Linked DNA regions of Mus musculus: all the other regions are linked to region 1. The links are chromatin loops, found by intact Hi-C in ENCODE. Cell type or tissue: left cerebral cortex. All regions are shown on one strand. Each heading gives the region's core, and the rest is flanking DNA. Links, peaks and the distances in the headings are about the cores only.

Region 1 (6,262 bases), core at 642-5,641:
AGGAAGGGTTAGCCTAGATATGCACTGGTGCAGAGTAGTCGTTGTCATCAGAATTTACAGGGTTTATAGGACTTCTCTACACTGACAGGGCTGCCACATCCTTATTACTTGATCTTCCACCCTGAAAGTAGACAAAACAGTTATTGTTGCCCCTGTCTACCAGATGATGAAATGGTGATTCATGGTGACATGCCTAATTTTGCAGAGTTCCTTAGAGACTGAGCTGAGATCCAAACCTGGTTGTTTGGACCAGTAGTCTAAGACGCCACCCTCTTAACTATCCTGCCTACATATATACTTGTAACAGTTCCCTCAGTGACTTGAGATGAAAAAAGCCAAGGTTAACAACAGTTCAGTTTCTAATTGAAAAACTACTTCTGTGGATCTTTTTACTGGTTACAAAGTTGCACGGTGAACACACAGGAAAACTGAATCTCCTCTCCTTCAGGATGTGTTCAAGTTGCTACTTTTATCTTCCCCACATGTGAGCAATAAGTACCTATCTCTGCAGCATCTTACCTAGGCAAAGACCCTTATGCCCCACACACCTTACTCTGAACAGGCACTGCTGGACAGCAGAATTTTACATCTTCCATAGTTGTGGAACATAGAAAAACCCTCAGGTCTCAGACAACTTAACAAAAGCCTTTAGATAGAAGCCTCCTTGTTATATCTGGGATTAAGGGTAAGTCCATGATACTAGAAATGTTGTCCTATATGTGTGTGCTCACATGCATCCGTACACACAAGCATACACAAGCACATACAATCCATATCTATTCCGCATGGTAAAACCACTGTGAACTGTATTTTCATTTTCTGAACCTGGAATGTCCACTATAGGCACTGCCAAGTCTGAGTCCAATTTTCCCCATTCCTCCACATCCTACTGATGCAAAACATGCTTTGAAGTTTGTATCAGGGAAGCAAGTACTTAATGCATTTGTAGCTTAGTCAATATTCAAGTTGCCTCCAGCAGAACAAGGGGTCCCACACAACCTGACCATAATCAGGGCCTTAAGATCGGGGAAAGGAGAGAGGACAAGGAAGTGAGGGGTAAGAAGCCACATGATCATAGCCAACCTGTGTGCATTTTCCAAAGGTCTGGAAGACACCACATGTACTGCCAGGATTCGTTGGCAGTGAAGCAGTATGCTCAGCACAGCAGAGAAGGGGTTAATACAGTTAAATGCTAAGAAATTAAAACAGAAAATAAGTGCCAAAACACAACTTATTTAAGCCACTGGAAACCCAAAGCCCCAAAGTTGAACTCCTGTGCCTGCATCTTTGATGCTGGAGTTTTTGAAACTCACCCATGTCTTTGGCACTCTGACTCCAATTGTAGCCTGTTGGCTAGTCTGTTTTGCGGCTGACTTTGCTCAGCTGGAAGGATCCTGGTCTCTCCAGTCTCCTTCTTCTGTCCTTTACTTTTTCTCTCTGAGTATCTTTGTCCTCTTCTCCTGCAATGAAAAGGGCTTTCTGATTGACAGCCAACCCCCTTAAAGAGACAGGCTCGTTTCCCTCCTCCTCTCCTCCTCCCCTTCTCCTCCCCTTGTCCCCACCTCCTTTGGGATACTCCCTTCTTTAAGGGCTCCATCTTCTCTTTATGCCTTTTCACTCCCAATTGTTTTTTTTCTTTCTCTCTCTTTTCCCCCCTAAAGCTTCTCTAGAATTTCATTTTGCTTTAAATAAATCAGGAAGTGTGAATTAGGGGTGTAAATTAAATGGAGGGGTTCTTGAATCCTCCCAAATGATCCTTGGGTCCATTTAAATGTGTCATACCTGGGTCTGAGCATGTAAAGTCATGTGAAATAGTAGCCCTGATGAGAAGGGGGTCTGAATCAAAAGCCTACTTACTATACTACCAAACACACCGCACCCAACTCTCACTGCTCGTTGCCCTTGACCATGGAACCTTTCCTTTCCTCTGTAAGCAAAAAAAGCATTCTTTCTCTTCCTGGCACTGGAAACACAATGGGGAAGAAAAAAAGTCATTTAAAATAATTTCTTCAAAAGCTTTGGTTTTAGAAGAATGCAGATAGAACCAGCTGCTGATTCTATGAACAGACTGTGTGTGACCAGGCTCAAAAAAGCCAGACGTGCAATGAGAGTACATTTGGATAACAGAGATACAAAGGAGAGGGCAAGACCTGTGCCAAGGTCACAAGGGACAAAAAGGCCAGAGTGGACCATGTAGGCAATTTTCAAGGAAAATGAACTCTGAGACAAGACATTATCACAAACTGGCAAGCAGCTAGTCAAAACTCTTCCCAGGAAATAGTGTTCCCATCAGAGTGAAGATGAGGCTAAGGAGACGGAAGGAGCGTTTGGGAAAGCAGCAGTCAGAGTTGGGGGGGGGGGGAGAAAGAAAATACAGTCCTTGTCTCAAAGAGGATTCTATGAAAAAATATGGCCAAGCAGTAAAAAGAGGGGAAGTATTTGTGAACCATTTACAATGGTAAGAGTGATTTCTGACGTCTGTGAAGGAACCAAATATAAAAGGTGATGTTAGCTAGGCAAACTTTTCTAGTCCTTTCTAAAACAGGTGCACCTTAAGGAGCGCTTATGTGGTTTCTTTGTCTATCTTCTCTCTCACCTCAGAAGCCTCACACTCATAACCCTCTTGATTTAGAAGCAAGATTCTACTGCTGAATGGCTCTAAGGAAAGTTGTGGAACTTGTCATTTCTATACCTCTAAAAAATAAGGTATGTCCTCCTGAACTTGTCCTGTGGTTTTTGTCTTGAGATAAGAGACAATAGAGGAGGAAAACTGAGTAGGACCTACAACTCTGGACTCCAGAATTGTAGACTGTATGAGGCTGGTTCTAAAACAAATCTTTTGCTCTTGTACAACTTGAAAGGTAAGGGATCCTTGAACCTGCCTCATGAGGAACAGTATGGTAGGAGCTTCCCAGGGCATCCTACACTAAGGCCATGACTGACTGCTGAGGATCTTAAGACCCATGCCTTCCTAGGTCTGCTCTCCAGACACAGACTCGGCCTGTCATGGAAGTGAAGCTGTAGGTCTTCTTTATATTGACAGCCCTGGAGGAGAGGGACGATGGCAAAAAGAACTGACCCTAAACTTTGGGAATTCTGATGTGGGGAAATCAAAAAGCCAATAGCCAAAGCTGATCTATGTGTGGGGGGAATCGCTCAGGTTGACTCCTCAGATGCATCTCAGCCATTCTCAGCAGCATCTCTGGGACTGTTTATGCTACTCAGAAGGAAATAATTCCCCAGTAAACTCCCAGACACAAACTTATCTACCATATTCCCCGAGGCCTCTTTGCTCCTTTCTATCATCTCCACTGTCTTACTCTGAATTTGATTTTCTGTTCTCTTTCTCTTGTCCCTCCTTTTCTCTCTCCTCACTGATGGGGCAGATCTTTCTGTTTCTGCAATGCTCTTCTGCTAATGGCTAGGAAAGGTGCTCAGCCAGGCGATTATGTCACACCCTCCCCTGTCCCCTAAGGTTCCCAGCTCCCTCGGATCTAGTGCATTGCGGTTGCTCTGTCTATCTGACATGACAGTCTGCCTGCACAGTCCCTCTGCATCCTTCTTCTAAGCTCCTGTTACAGTCCTCAGAGGACTTTTTTTTTCCAGTCTTCAAGAATTTCCCTGACCCAAGAAAACCCCATCCACCCTACCTGTGTCTATGATTCTGCTTTCATTGGGTCTCTTAAGTGAGCTGAACAAAAAACAAGTCTCCATTCTGGCTGGGCTTCTGCAATGCCTGAACATTCCTCCAGAGGGCACCAAGAGCCTTCATGGTTGCAGTCTGCTGCCTGCTTTGGGAGCCTGTGAGGAAGAACAAAGCAGGGTTGTAGTATACCAGTAAACAGTGTGCTTCATGCAGTTCTAGCAGTAAACCAGAAAACGTGGGCCCCCTTGATCACAGCTTAGTTTAGTTGTGCAACTGTCTTCAATGAACTACAAAACATCTGGATAGTACCTCCATGTTCTCCCCTGTCATATCAGATTCTGGAAGGCCAGAAAGCAAACAAGTTTTCTTTGCTCCACTGAACCAGGGCATTGAGAAGTCCAGTGACTTGCTCCCTGAAAAGTAGATAAGCTCGTAAGTGCCTAATCTGATGGTTCACTTCTCTGAATGTTCACTTGGAAGATAGACAAGGAAACAGAGAAGGCCCAGTATGACTGAGTTCTCGGGCTCATCCAGAGCGTCTAGAGCTGAGGCTTTTCTTGTCCCATCCAATACTGTGTCATCACAGGCCAAATTTGGAAAGGCGAGTGGCTGGCTTTTACAAATTTTCACAATCCTGGCACAGAATACTGGCAGAGTGGCAGACGATGTATCAAGTGTTGTGTGTTTGCAGATAGAACTTTCCACACCCAACTTTATGCCGATTGGCTTGGCCATGCCTTTTTGGCCAAGAGAACTGAGGGCTGAGGGCCAGAGATGTCGCATTCTTTGGTCATGCACAGTGTGTGTTGTGGGGAGTGAGGGTGTTGTTCTTCTGGTAACTCAAGGAGCAATGTAAGGATGGACAGGGCTGACTTGTAAATTGTGTATTTATGTAAAAGGGAGATATGCAAATAGCTTGGGATAGAGTAAGAAAGTCGCTTAGAAGAGAAAATATTCAGATAAATAAACTCAGAACACTCAAACCTGAGAAATGCCAAATATCCAGTGGGAAGAAACCATGTAACCCACTTAGAACCCTGAAAACTTGGCTGGCTTTGCCTGGGTAGCCCTATTAGAGAGTGCAGATGTATGAAGTCTAATGACAACAAAAATAAAATTATTCCCTGGTTGTCAATAGTCACCTAACTCTATAGATATACTTATTTTTATCATTTGAGTAATGGGGTACACAGAAGTCACCTAATAGGCAAAAGACAAAAGTACCTTTAGAAAATACCTCTGTCCAGATTCATTGCTTGGAACTTGCTGGGACAATTGTTCTGCTCTGAAAGAATGCTTGAATACAGAGCCTCTTTCCTGAACAAGAATAGCAAAGGGGAGGATGGGCGAGCGAGCTTCTCTGGCTGCTATGACCCAAGTTCCTAACCCTTCATACTCCTCTAAGCAAAATATAAAGTGAATGTTTGAAATGTAGTGGGTTTTATATATCTTGATGGGCTTCAAATAAGTGGGATTCAGAAGAGACAATCGATAGAAAAGACTGCTGGGATGCTTCTTAGGTGTGGCTATAATACCAAGACTGACTGAGTTTATGTGCTATTGCAAATCCAACTCAGACTCTCAGTATTCTATGCCTATACTACTAAGTTGCATCCCTGGCCACAAGAATGCTTTTTAAAGAGTCTTTATTTTAGAAGTCTTTATAGCCAAATGTCACAATCCTTGAGCTTTGCCCACTCCAGAAAAATGTAATAACAAGATTTAATGAAATAATGAGCCAAATGTTGATAATTATTACAACTACATGAGAACATGGAGGTTTGTTCTATTATTTTCTCTCCTTTGTATATGATTAAAATATGAAGTCAGAAAAAAAAAGAAGAGTCATCACAGTTAAAATTCAGACTAAGCCAGAAACAAAAAGGAGAACCTTCCCGAGGGGGAATGTCTATTTCTGGAATGGTACACCTAGCCTGCTAAAAAATGGCTGCTTCTGGAGAAAGGGGTGGGAATTTGGAGATTAAGGGAAGCCGTTTTACTCTACATCCTTTAGCATGGCTGTGGTTGGTAATTATATGGATCTCATGCTTATTTTATTTAACTTTTCATCTGAAAACTTCCTCAATACAGCAGTCCGCAGGCCACTAAAGTCTCTTCCACGGATCTCAGGCAGCCCTCAGTACACTGGTTAGGCTGGCCCCCACTGTCCCACTTGACATTCACCCTGCCCACAACCATATTCTTATATACAGCCAATGAGGGTGCTACTGGGAGTAGGAACCCCCTGGAAACTCCCTTAGGGCACAGCTGGTTGGGGAAGGGGTGGGTGCCCTAGCTCTGCTTCTTGTAGGAGAAAACAAGCATCCATGCTATCCAAAAGGATGAAGACCCAGGAGGTAGTGTGACAGAGGCACAAAGCCTTTCTACCTCTCTATAGGGTCCACCAATACTGTGGGCTACATCTGTCCACTGCGGAATCAGCTCTAACAGTTGCCTAGGCCACTTCTTGATACCACAGCCCCGGGCAGTCTTTACAGAGATAAACCTGCCTATTCCTCCTGGTGCAACAACAGCAATGATGATAGAATTTTCTGGGCCTTTCAGAGAAACAAAGGCAAGTATCTGGCTGCATAGCCAGTTGAAGGGTCAGTCTGA
Region 2 (6,262 bases), core at 810-5,809, 200 kb after region 1:
TGGGCTTTGAAGTTTGAAAAGTCCTTGCCAGGCCAAGGCTTTCTCTTTTCCTGCTGCCTGGGGATCCAGATGTAGCTTTCAGCTCCTGCTCCATGCTGCCATGCTTCCCACCATGACACTAAGAACCTATGAATTCTAAACTGTAAGCAAGCCCCCAATTACATGCTTTCTTTCAGAAGAATTGATTTGGTTATGGTGTCTCCACAGCAATAGAACAGTGACTAAGACAGTATAAAAAACAGTAACTAATTTGGTTAATATTTATTCCTGATTTCCTCAGTGTTCCTACACTATTGTCAATGCCAAGATTATACTTACTAATTTAAGACTTTCTATTGCTAGTAACTCAGAATTTAATATTTTAATGACTAAAAATATCATAACCAGGGACTAGAGAGATGATTCAATGCCTAAAAGCACTGGCTGCTCTTCTAGAGCTCCTGAGTACAATTCCTAGTACCCACATGGCATCTCACAACCATTTATAATGTGATCTGAAGCCTTCTGGTGTGCAGGCATACATGAAAACAAAGCTCTTGTATACATAAAATATGTAAAACAAATACACTTTAAAAAGGAAAAGGATACATTAAAAACCAGAAATATATTTTTTAAAAACATATGAAAACTAAATGGAGATGGCACAGCCAGTGAGTGATGAGGGTCAGAAATGAACAGAGGTCATGCAGGTCACAGGTAAATACCTCTAACCAATAGGTGCTACTTAACTGTTTCTTGGTGACAAGACCAGTGTTTTTCTTAATCAAGGCTCAGTAAAATAAGTGTAACTGGTTTTCTCAGTTAACTGGGCACTTTGGTAAAATACTTTAAAAGAAAAAAGTCATATTTGGGAACTTTGAAAAATAGGTCTGCAGTATTTTATACAGCACTACCAGAAATCTTTTCTCCTTTCCTATGTTGTCATTTTGAAGTAAGTAGCTTTTCTGTAGGTAGTACAGCAAACATTTGTGCTCAACAACTTTACTAATGTATTTACATGAGTGATATGTGTTATTAGAAGATCTGTGAGGTCATATAAAACATCTCCCCAAAATAACACTCAAATTAAGCCCTGCTAATGCTGTCATCTTTTCATAGTACACCATAAGAATTCTTTAGGATGAATTGTTGTTGTTTTTTTTTTTTTCCATTTAGGTACAAACTGTATGATCTCATTGTCGTTTTAACTACACTGTTGTTTGTAACCAGAGTGGTCTGAATTGCATCACCAAAAGAGATTCAAGCAAGCCTTAGTCCCCAGTGCCTCGTGAGCACAGCTTTTCTGGAAAATGAATCCATGACGGTGCAATTTAGAATCTTGAGAAAAGCTTATCCTGGATTTAGAATCTAAAAACTGTAGTTTTCCTAACAAGAACAGGGAACTCTGCCATATAAAGGGGAGATCCCAGAAGACTGAACTTGCAGTGATACCACCACCAAATCCAGGAAAGCAGTGTTGTATCAGAAAAGCTGGAAGAGAGGCAAAGAAGGAATCTCCTATGGAGGCTTAGCAAGAAAAGAAACTCCAGTTGGCTTATGCACTGAAGTGTGTGGTGATTTGATGGGGCCCGTCCTAGGCATCCACACTGTTCAGCACTAACATCTCAAGTGTAACTGATTGGGAGCCAGTAGGATGTGCTTTGTCATGGTAGTAAAAAAAAAAAATTAGTAACAATGGAACATAAAGCCAAACTTTAAAATTGACAAAAATGTCTTATGCACCGTACTCTTTTAAAGTGTTGAGTCGTGCAGTGTTCAGAGCAGGCTTTGAAGATGGACAGTGTTGCTAACCCTCACTGTGCACCATAGTTGAAACACCGCGGGCAGTGAGGATAAGGACGGTGCTCAAGGCTGCAGAGTTAGGGAGGAGGAAGGCTTGCATTCACACCCAGGACATTGTGCTCCAGCTCCAGAGGAACTGTCAAAGACTTCTTGTTAAGGGAGAGAGACAATCTGTACAACTGAGCATATGATAGGACACCATTAAAGTAATATTCTAACATTTATATCAACAAGGAACTGTGCCTCATGATTAAAAGAAAATTTGTGACCTTGAAGAGAGAACGTCTGCTTCGGCCAAGAGACCTGAGCTGAACGTGTGGGGTAGGGAGTGTGTGAGAAGAGAAGAATGCTACAGAGAATACAGGCCACTTGTGAAGTTTCAAAGGGTCGGGGTGGGGAGCACCTTTCAGACTGCAAGGCCACATATTTATCCCTCGTCCTTTGTGCTTACTAGGGCAATGACGGATCACCTCTAGTAGAACAGTGTAGGTCTTGCGTTCAACTAATATTGAATTGCTGACAAATGAAAAAAATCCCTACAGATTATTGTATGCATTTTTATCCCGGTGCAGGCAGGACAAAGGTGAAATTATCCATTGGATAGATCCTCTGGATAGATTCAAGGACGTTTGATAGTGGGACAGGCCTAGCATTTTCCTACATAGATATTAACATGCCGAACCATTCAAGGGCAGCCACTAAGCACACCTAGCACCAGTGAGCTTCCCACATCAAGGCATACATGGTCTGTCTTCCCAGGTGGGCACCTGATTTGGGTTTGCTTGGAAGCATGACGTGAAACATCTCTTAGCACACTATGAAAGACCCAAGAACATGAAGCCCTTCCTGACTCTAACGTTGGGAACACAAAGGGTGCCAGAGAGATATGGCTTCCCTACTGTGGCTGTCTGTGTACCCATTAGGCAAGGAAAGCAGGAATGATTTTCATGGTGCCTGCCTTAGATCTAAAGCTCAGCCAGACCCTGTTGCTGTGTCCCAACAGTTAAAAGCCACCAATGCCCCACGGTGTGACCTGCACACAGGGCGTTTCCTCAGCCTGGCCTGGCCTTTATCACAGATAAACAGGCTCAGGCTCATCTCCTGAGATCCTGCTCTTTACCCCTGAAGGGGACCCTCAGCATTCCCAGGTGCACTTTTATCTCAGTACATGTGGGAGGGAGGGAGAGAAACCTCCATTCCAGATGTTTCTGTAATAGTTGCAAAGGATTCCTTTCATTAGTTCAGCACGTCCAGAGAACTCTGGAATTTGGAGGCAAGCTCCAAGCCCATGTCGTTTTACTCAGCTTCCTGGTCACCATGAAACGTGAAAACTTTCTTCTGCTTCACACTTGATGCCTGTATCTAATTTCATTTTATTGTTGTTCTTTATTTTGATTTGAGAGTCCAGCTCAGGCGGGTCTGTAACTTACAGTGCTTTCTCAGGCCCATCTCTAATTGTCAATCTTTCTGTCTCGGTCTCCTAAGTGCTGGGCTTACAGATGTGTGCCACCATTTATGACTTCTTTTTCTCATTTCAATGCGAAGGAAAACATTTTTACAAAAACTAACAAGTGTGCTGAAATGAACCATTTCCTATAATTGCAGTTGTCTGACAACTTCGTACGTATTATTAAAGCAGCTAGCGCCATTTTCTCTTTCCTGGTGTCTCCAGATCTACCAGACATTCACTGTAGGTTGACGCCCCATCCCAGATACCACTGGGTTTACCTTCCACTATCCCACCCTTGGACATTCTTCCTAGGCCTTTGTCCAATCCTTGTCTGCCACCCTTTCTCTAGGACACTATAGACACAGCGGTAGCCAGCATCCTCTTCCTCTACTAAAAACCTCCCTGGAGTCCGGTGCCTGCTACTGTGATAAGCATGATAGAATTATCTCCTGATTTTCATGTATGTGATTTTATGATATGCTTTTACATATACAGTTTCTACCTTCAAAATAATTAGAATCGTGTTTATAAGCTCATTTTAAAAGGTATTTTTTTTCTTATTGTGGATAAGCTTATTTTAAAAGGTATTTTTTTTTTCTGATTATGGAACCTTCTTTGTACCTAGCTGCTATGGGTGGCGCACTTTTGCCACCTGGTGATCAAAACTTAGACTGCAGCAGGAAGCCTGCTGAGCGAAGTGGGAGGGAGGGGCCGAGGTGAATTCTGATCATAGAGCTTTCTGGAAGTCTGAATGGGTAAAGGGAGATAATTCTTTCCCCTGTATAAGACTACTAAAGCCACCAGACGGAGGGTACTTCCTAACAACGTGCTGAGTTGAAGACCATGCCAGAGGAACAAAATTATTGATTTTCATTTTCATGTATGGGTCTGAAGGGAAGAGAGCAAAAATCAAAAGTTAATCCAGGCCACTTGTGGGTTTTGTAACCTCTTTTTGCTTTTATAATGATCCTAGTTGCATATAAATATATTTTAAATACCTATACAATGCAGCTTTTGTTTACAATTTCATATAAACTTGTTACTTCTTTAGAATGAATACCAAGTTTATTTTATCTTTAGTTTTATGATAAAATTTAATTTCTTTACATTTCTAAAATTAAACTGCAGTTTCAGTACCCATGCACATATATAAACAAATACATTCTAAATCACTTTTCTACATTTTTTCCCAAAATGTCCTCTAAAAACTATAAAACGGGTATTATGTATATACTTACAAAATATATTCAGTAACCTAGGGAAGTATGTCAAGAAGAGGAGGTCAATGGTTGGAAGAACACAGGACAGAATCAGATGTACCAGGGTATAGCCAGCTTCTATAAATATTAGTGTTTACATATCACATGTGCATCGGGCTGTCTTTACATGCAAAAGAGTGGTTGTTCCTCTCGCACAGGAGACAAGGTTTTAACAACTTAAAATTATTTTATTTTTGGAGAGTATAATATATCTTTCTCCACTTCCCTTTTATCCCTTCAACCCCTCCCCCACATATCCCTCCTTACTCTTTTTCAAATTCACGACCTCCTTTTGTCATTAATTGTTGTTACATACATATATGTACATACATATATATTAGTAAATACATAAACACAACTTGCTCAATGTTCCTTGTATGTCTATGATTTCAGGGCTGATCATTTGGTGCTGGATAACCAATTGGAATGCTTTTCTCTGGGGAAAACTATTTCTCCCATTCTCAGCATGTTTTAGTTGTCAGTAGTTCTGTGCGTAGGGTTGGGGCCTGATAAATTTTCCCCATCTACTTTAGCGTGTCTGTTACTGTTGTCCTTGCTCAGCTCATGTTTAGGCAGTCATGTTGATAGGAATATTATGGGTGTACCTTAAAGGAGACACAAATCTCACAACAAATTCCCTGCTCCTATGACTCTTACAATCTTCCTGCTCCCTCTTATTAAATGGTCCCTCAACTTTAGGTGTGAGAGTTGTTTTGTAGATATAGCCAGTTGGACTGAACGCCACAACTCTGCATTTTGATTGTCTGTGATTTTCTGTAGTGTTCTCTGTCTGTTGCAAAGAAAGCTTCCTTGATGAGGTGTGAGGACTACTTATCTGTGGGTATAAGGACAAATGTTTAGAATATATTTGGGGATTATGATGGTTTAGTAAAGTGGTGGCTACAGGTTCTCCTCCAAGATTCATGACTTTACTAGCCCTGGGTAGTTGGCTAGGATCACAGTACCAGTCATGGTCTTTCTCTTAATGAGCTGATCTTACGTCCATTTAGAGAGCCAACTTATGAGCACCACTATGGTACCCTTGGGGTTATTGTGCCATGCTGGTCACTGATGTGGTTCACGGGCATCACAGCTGGGTAGGACTGTAGGTTGCTTCCCTCCTTTGAAAGTCTACATGGGGCTTTCTGGTACCATGAAGGCCAGTCCTTAGGGAGGAGGATTTCAAATCTGTTTCTTTTTATGCAAACTAATTTAAAGACTATTTAATATTTAAAGACACGTATAAGTCAGATGTTATGATTCACACCGCTAATTCTGATACTTGGGAAGATGAGGTAGGAAGATCACCACAAGGTTGAGGCCAGTGTGGGCTACAGAATGAGACCTTATTTTAATAACAAAACATCCCCCAACACACTTTTTAAGGATATTTTTCGGTAAATATATATAGCATTGTGCACCACTGGAATAACTTTCAGATACTTCTGTCACCTTGAAAACCCTCATACTTGAGTTGAAACTGGAATGAAAACCCTCATACTTGAGTTGAAACTGGAATGAATATGTGTGTGTGTATTCCATATACATATATGCAGAATATATACATGTATGGAATATATATATATATATATATATATATATATATATATATATATATATATATATATATATATATATGGCAGGTTCCGGTTATGTAGATGTAGCCCAGGATGACACTGAATTCACTCTGTATCAGGACATTGTATTCACTCTGTATCCGGGTTAACCCCAAATCTCTCGCTTTAGTCTATCTCCTGAAAGCAGGGATTAC
Region 3 (6,262 bases), core at 810-5,809, 78 kb after region 1:
TACAGGGTAGCTGTTAAGATCATGAAACGTTTCTTTCCATGTAATAGGTGGTGACACTAAAGTTTAGAAAATTTAAGAGAACTTGTTGCAAGAAATAATTGAAACTTGAATAACTTTGAAATCTGAAACACATCTGTTTTCAAATGCACAGTTATTCTAAAAGGACCACAATGTGGTGTGTCATAATACTTGTTCAGCTTCACTCAATGTTGAATTCCTTGAACTGGTTCTAACAGTGCTCAAAGGAGCCAACATTCTACCATTGGAATGACTTAGAGGAGGAGGCCTAAAGGGTACATGTCTGGTGTCAAATTCAAAACTGGTCAAAATACAACAGAAAAACTTCTCCACATTTTCTCTTGGGTCAAAAAGCATCAATATATCACAAATAAAAAATCAAAATCAAAATCACTTAAATAGGATCTAAATCAGAGAACTAGAAAGCTCAATACAAGAATCCCAAATGCCAGGAATTATCTAGTAACGCAGTAAAAGTATTCATTTATTACTTGTAAATTACATATGAATGGAAATAACTGGATACAAGAACTCATTTTCATCACTATAAAATAACACAAAGTGTCACCTAAGCTATAAGCTTATTAGTAGAACTAGAGTGTATAGAGCAATAGAGTGAGTGACCCATAAATGGGTTTTCAAAACTGTGTTTATCATACATAAAACATTATGACATAGACTAAAAATGGTAACTGCAGGATAGAAAGAGCACTGAAAGGTAAGAGATAAGGAGAACAGTCCTGAGCTTTTGTGTGATACCCTAGAATAGAGAGGGGGAAATGCATCAAAAGCATCAAGTTACTTCGCCATACTTGGTTTGCTTTCCTATCATCATCTTAATGGTTTGTCAACATCAGTCAAAGCAGGGAACAATATATAACGTCCAGTTTGTTTCAGACTCTGAAAGGGGAACACTGATGGTGACACCTACACATTTCTTAGTCTGCAAAACAAGACTGATACTATGCAGGGTATATCAGAACACATTTGGCTTTACATTCTATGGCACCCTCTAGTGGTGTACAAAAAAAAGTATTGCATTTTAGCTCCCCTCCCCCACCCGCCCCGCCCAAAGCAGTGGTTCTCAAATTTTCGAGTGCATGGATTCACTAGAACAATCTGTACTGGCGTGGATTGCCAAGCCCCACCCGGAAAGCCTTTGATTTATGAGCCGTAAAGTAGAGCCTACGAATCTCATATTCTGATAACTTACTGGGTTTTACTGATGCTTCTGATTTGTCTGAGTTGGAGAACTGCTTTAAGACAACCTTTCACTGTTGTGGCTGGAGAGACGGCTCTACCAGAGGACCCAAGTTAGGTTCCCAGCATCCATGTCAGGTGTCTCAGAACAGCCAGGAATTCCAGCTCCGGAGGACCCAGTGCCTCTGACTTCTGAACACATGTCACATACACACATGTAGATGTATGCCTAATTAAAAACAGTAAAATTTAAAAAAATTAAAAATCCTTCACCCGTGTGTACAAATACATATAATTAGTAACTAAAACCTATTTTTTTTTGGCTGATTATAGTGTAGTAGAATTTTGTTAAGAAAAAAGAAATACCTATGGGAAGGATTTAAAACAACATCTGAAATAGAGAAAATATTAAAAATTGATGGTCTGACTCGGGAGATGTAGGGGGTCTGCTGCTCAAGCATGAGGGCCTAAGTTCAGTTCCCCAGCACGTATATAAAAGCCGAACATGGGGCACCTATCTATAACCCCCGTATTTTAAGGGGGACTGTTGGTAGAAATGGGCAGATCCTGGGAGCTCACTGACAAGCCAGTATAGCCCATGTAGTAAACTCTGAGTTCAGTGAGATCCTTCCATAGAAAATAGGGTGAACCGCAACAGAGGGAAAAGACCTAAATGAAGGTGAACTTTAGCCGCGAAATGCACAGGTCACACAGGTACATCGAGAAAAAAAAAAACCCTCAAGGCGACATCATTATGCGCTGTGAAACCTAAGTGAAATGCTTTCCTACTTACTATCGACTTTAAAAGACACAACCACGTTTTTTTTTTTTTCGGAATTGTAACGAGAATAGTAGGGGAGAAAATGCCCTTTGTCTTCGAAAAACAGCTTAGTCAGGAACTCCACTACCCCCAAGGCTGTACCTGATAACCAGCCCCCAATGACATCAGTCGCTAAGATAACCAGACACGGGACAAGAATCCCATGACGCCCGCTGGACTGTGAGTATATAAGGAGGGAGATAGAAAGCATCGGTCTTTCGCTGCACACCTGGAGAGACACCTTGAGCCGCCCTTGTGGCTGGAGAGTCTCCCTAGGCGCCTGCATCGGAGACTAGGCCTGATCTTCAGGTAAGGTCCGTCACACAGGTGAGCTCCCTCAGGGGGGAACAGGCTTAAAACTGTAGTTAGGAACTAAGAGTTTTAACTGTGTGATGACTCTCACCGTGATAAAATATAACTTTTGGTATATTAAGTACCTACCTTCTCACTCCGGACAGCACAGAACCACTACATAAACCTGAGGGGCCAACACACGTACCTGATAAAAATTTCAAGAGGGGAAAAAAGTGAGCAAAAAGAATATTCTTTCATTGGTTTATTTATGTAGTGACGGGGCCTCAATATGTAATCTAAGCTGGCCTTTAATTTGCGGCCCTTCTTCCTCCCAAGCGCTGATACTGCGGCTGCGCCACAGCTCACGAAGGGTTTTAGCATCAGAATTTAGGCCCATTTATCAATCCTGAGAAAAAACAAAAGATGTGCCAGAACAGGTGACTTTTTTTTTTTTTTTTTTTTTTGCTTAAGGAAATTAACCAGAATTTTCGGATATATAATTCCTTGCCTAGTACTGTTACTTCACAGAACTTGATCTTATTCATCTTTAGGAATTTAAGATATATATATGAGTCAGCCAGAGATTAGGGAGCCCATAAAATAAGAAGTGGGTGGAGCAAAAAAATCAATCTCACAATCCCTGGGAACCAAGCAGTAACTCCTTTGGCTGGGATTTGGTGACATCTAGCGGCAGATTCAAGAGGTTTACTGCTCAGCCAGTGAACTTTCTGGAAAATTGGCCGAATGTGTATTTGATCACTCCGCTTGGAGATTAGGAAAAAAGGTAGGTGAGGCTCACCACCCACAGGAAACTGGAGTTGTCTCTATCACTGGGGAATTTAGTTGCCTATGTTTTCATTAAAATTTTGTGTGCCAATTTAGCGATAAACCTGGTGAGGGGGCATAAGGGAGATTCGCAGTAAATTTGGTGAAGGGCAAAGGGGAGGCCTTGGGGACAGAGAGGAGGGGGTGTACAACTGGAAACTTGAAAGAAACGCCCTTTTACGTTACTAATATAGTTCTGAATCTTAACCATGGAAGAAGTTTATTTTGGTGGACTATAATGTGGGAATAATGATCATCTCTAGGGTCTAAAATTAAATCGGACTGGGTGGAGTGGCGCATGCTTTTAATCCCAGCGCTCGAAGGCCGTGAAGGGACAGGTGGATCTCCGAGTTCCAGGCCAGCCAGGGCTACCTAGTTACAACAGGCCTCAAAAACAAACAAAAAAACGAAAAAAGGCAAAGAAAAGAAAGGAATTTGATTAAATCGGCAGGCCTTTTCTTACAGAAGCCCTTTCCTTTAGATACTAGCACTGTCCTAGTTATTCTCAGTTTTATTAATGCAGTTTGCAAACATAAAAAAGGCAGAAAAATCCACCAAAATGAGGGACCTCGCCTACGCTCACGCGCGCGCGCGCACACACACACACACACACACACACACACACACTCACACACGGCCCCTCCCGTCCCCACCAGGGCAGCACGCCTGCGCACACCCATCATCGCCAGCGCCACGAGGGCGGCTGTGCGCCCACACCCACACTCCACAGCCACGCGAGCCTGCCTGCGCCCGCGTGCGCGCAGACACCCCGTTTCTCCAAAGCATCCAGGCATCCGCCCAGTGGCACTCACCACCCTCACACGCCTCACACCTCAAAACCTTCACCATTCCTTTGCCTTTGGTTTTTTTGGGGGGGCGTTGGTGTTTTTTTTTCCTCTCTCCCCAGGTCCGCGAGTTGCGCAACAGGCTCGGGGGCGTGGCCCCGGGTCTGCCCTCGCTCTTCCCACTCGCGGGAACCTTAGCTCATTTCCGCCTAGCCTGTTTCCGCCAGCCACGTCGGCACTTCCTTTCCCAGCGGGGCGGGGGCGGGGGAGGGGAGCGGACCCACAAACCCATAATGCCTCCCTGCAGGAGAGAAGGCGAGCGCGAGGGGGGGAAAAAAAAAACCCACGGTCAGGGGAACTCTGGGTCGTGAAGACGGGCCACGTGAACGCGCTGCCCTATAGACTTCTGACCCAACGGCTGGAGCGCACTTGGAGGGCGGGCTAAGATCCTAAAAGAACCATCGCCATTGGCGGGAGCCCTCACTGAAGAAGGATGCTAATTGGTTTGCAGTCGGCCCTAAGCATGAAGAAGCAGGTTGCTAGCACCCGCCTTTACTGCGGCTGAGTGTCACTGCTGACGTGGGGGCGGCTGTCCAATCATCTGGGTATGGAACATTCTAAAACTCAGACAAGACGGCTAGGATTGGCTGATGGGCTAAGCCCGCCTCCAGGGTGACGTGTCTGCCTATGGATATCAGTTGCCAGAGAAACCTGGCTTTACTATGGCGGTTGGAGGAGCAGCAGTGATCACACGTCGGCTGCTGGAGAGAGCTGGATTCTCGTTTCAGGTTTCGGGGTGGGGGTGGGGAGGAAGGGTAGATGATTTCCTCTTTTCTTCTTGACTTATGGATAGGATTAACTCGTGCCTTCTCATTCAGGAAAAGCGGAATTCGTATTCCTGCTCGCCAACGCCCAGCTTGGGCAAGGCTCTTTTCTGTGTCTCGGTTTCCATGTTTGTAAAATGGTAATAGTAGCTATCTCAGACGCGGATTCAGATGTGCCTAGTAAAATAGTGCGTGTGAGGCATTCGGTGTGAAGCCTGTCCCCGAAAGGTAGTAGCAATTGTTACTAAAGATATTTCTAGAGGCGATGAAAAATTTTAAATTACGCAAATTTGCTCGATATCGTATCTTTTTCTGTACATCATCCTCTTTCTTAGAAGAAATTATGACGACAGGCATTTATTAAGCCTTCCTGATAAAAATAATTGCTAGCTCATAATTGCTAATAGAATGTGGGGGTCGGAATTTTCCCACATTAAGTCAAAAAGAAAAAGGATGTAGGGGGGGAAAGCGATTGAGAACGACCTCCTGAAGCACATGCGAGGAGTAGGCCTTGTTTGAATCCTGATTCGAGCACACCAATTGTAAAATTTTCTTGAAGACGTATCGGGGATTTTTAAATGCAGGATTAATATTCTTCAATGAAATCGGTGTCAAATTATTAATTTTTTTAATGCTTATGGTGGCGATGTGGTTCTGTTTTCAGAATGCTTTATTTTGTGGAAAGAAATAGAAATGCTTAGGGATTAAATGATGTCAGAAAATGGCTTCAAAATCCATGGATGACTAGGGTCTGCTTCAGGATAATTTCAGCGATAGACAGCGAGGGGAGGGGTATCATCAGGACCCTAGATTAATCATTTAAAGTGAGGGGTGGGCAGATGGGGTTTCCTGGATTTGTCTTTTTTTCCCATGGTATATATTTGAAATATTCTGGAATTCTGAAGTCATTTTTTTCCCGATAGCTTAAAAAACCGTGGGGGGGGGAGCAGTGGGTGGGGTTACAGATGAAACAAGATGGCCTTCAGTTGGTAATTGTTGGAGCTGGATGAAGGATTCGCAGCCGTTTGTACTGCTGTTCTTTTACAATTTTATTTATTTCACATTATCCTTAATAGAAATTAATTAATTTTTTTCCAAAATTGATAAACATACAAGAAAGTACATTTATCTGAAAATAAAACTACAAGAAAAATAGAATTTCTACATTATCAGCTTTGATGTCCTTTGTGTGAGATAAAATTTTATTTACTGATGGAAAGGAAAGTCACCATCTCATATCTTTTTATGTCCTTTTCCATCTCTTTGTTTGACCTTCTAGGTCATCATCAGAAAAGCTAAGTTTGCTATACAGTAAGGATCAGGAGATCTGACCCTGGTTGCAGAACCATTCCTGGTTGCAGAATACAGGGTAAGTGCCTTCCTTCTGGCCTCAGTTTACAGACCAGCTATATCACAACCTTCTTAGATGTGTAGCAGTATTTTGAAGATTAATAAGCTGCCATCTGAGAAAGTGCTTTAAATTCTGAAAAGGGAAG

What was found. Hi-C counts contacts between places; a loop is a spot of excess contacts. Peaks named below come from ENCODE experiments on the same cell type or tissue, not always from the same donor. Only the 100,000 strongest peaks of a DNase experiment are listed, where the experiment ranks them.
Region 2: a loop joins it to region 1, with 4 times the contacts of the local background. A loop is called at or near these places in 18 of 42 quality-filtered maps.
Region 3: it touches region 1 in a loop (13-fold over the local background); 18 of 42 quality-filtered maps call a loop at or near these places.

Annotation. Positions count from the first base shown.
Region 1 is chrX:136,817,969-136,824,230 of GRCm38, reverse strand. It overlaps Plp1 (proteolipid protein (myelin) 1), which reads right to left and starts at 1,473. Exons shown (of 7, transcript NM_011123.4): 1 at 1,314-1,473. The coding sequence starts at 1,317. In left cerebral cortex, for the core only: a CTCF peak has its summit at 3,749 (motif pointing right); DNase peaks (open chromatin) are centred at 1,417 and 3,753; H3K4me3 peaks cover 242 bases.
Region 2 is chrX:136,622,734-136,628,995 of GRCm38, reverse strand. It overlaps a transcript of Tceal3 not described here. Among named protein-coding and RNA genes, the nearest start is that of n-TAtgc1, 36 kb to the right of the region's middle. In left cerebral cortex, for the core only: a CTCF peak has its summit at 3,894 (motif pointing left); DNase peaks (open chromatin) are centred at 1,415 and 3,902.
Region 3 is chrX:136,739,678-136,745,939 of GRCm38, reverse strand. It overlaps Morf4l2 (mortality factor 4 like 2), which reads left to right and starts at 4,588. Exons shown (of 4, transcript NM_001168226.1): 1 at 4,588-4,730; 2 at 6,046-6,135. It overlaps BC065397 (cDNA sequence BC065397), which reads right to left and starts at 2,983. Exons shown (of 10, transcript NR_033324.1): 1 at 1,232-2,983. In left cerebral cortex, for the core only: CTCF peaks have their summits at 1,011 (motif pointing left) and 3,022 (motif pointing left); DNase peaks (open chromatin) are centred at 3,831, 4,461, 5,230, 5,611 and 4 more places; H3K4me3 peaks cover 2,434 bases; H3K27ac peaks cover 2,096 bases.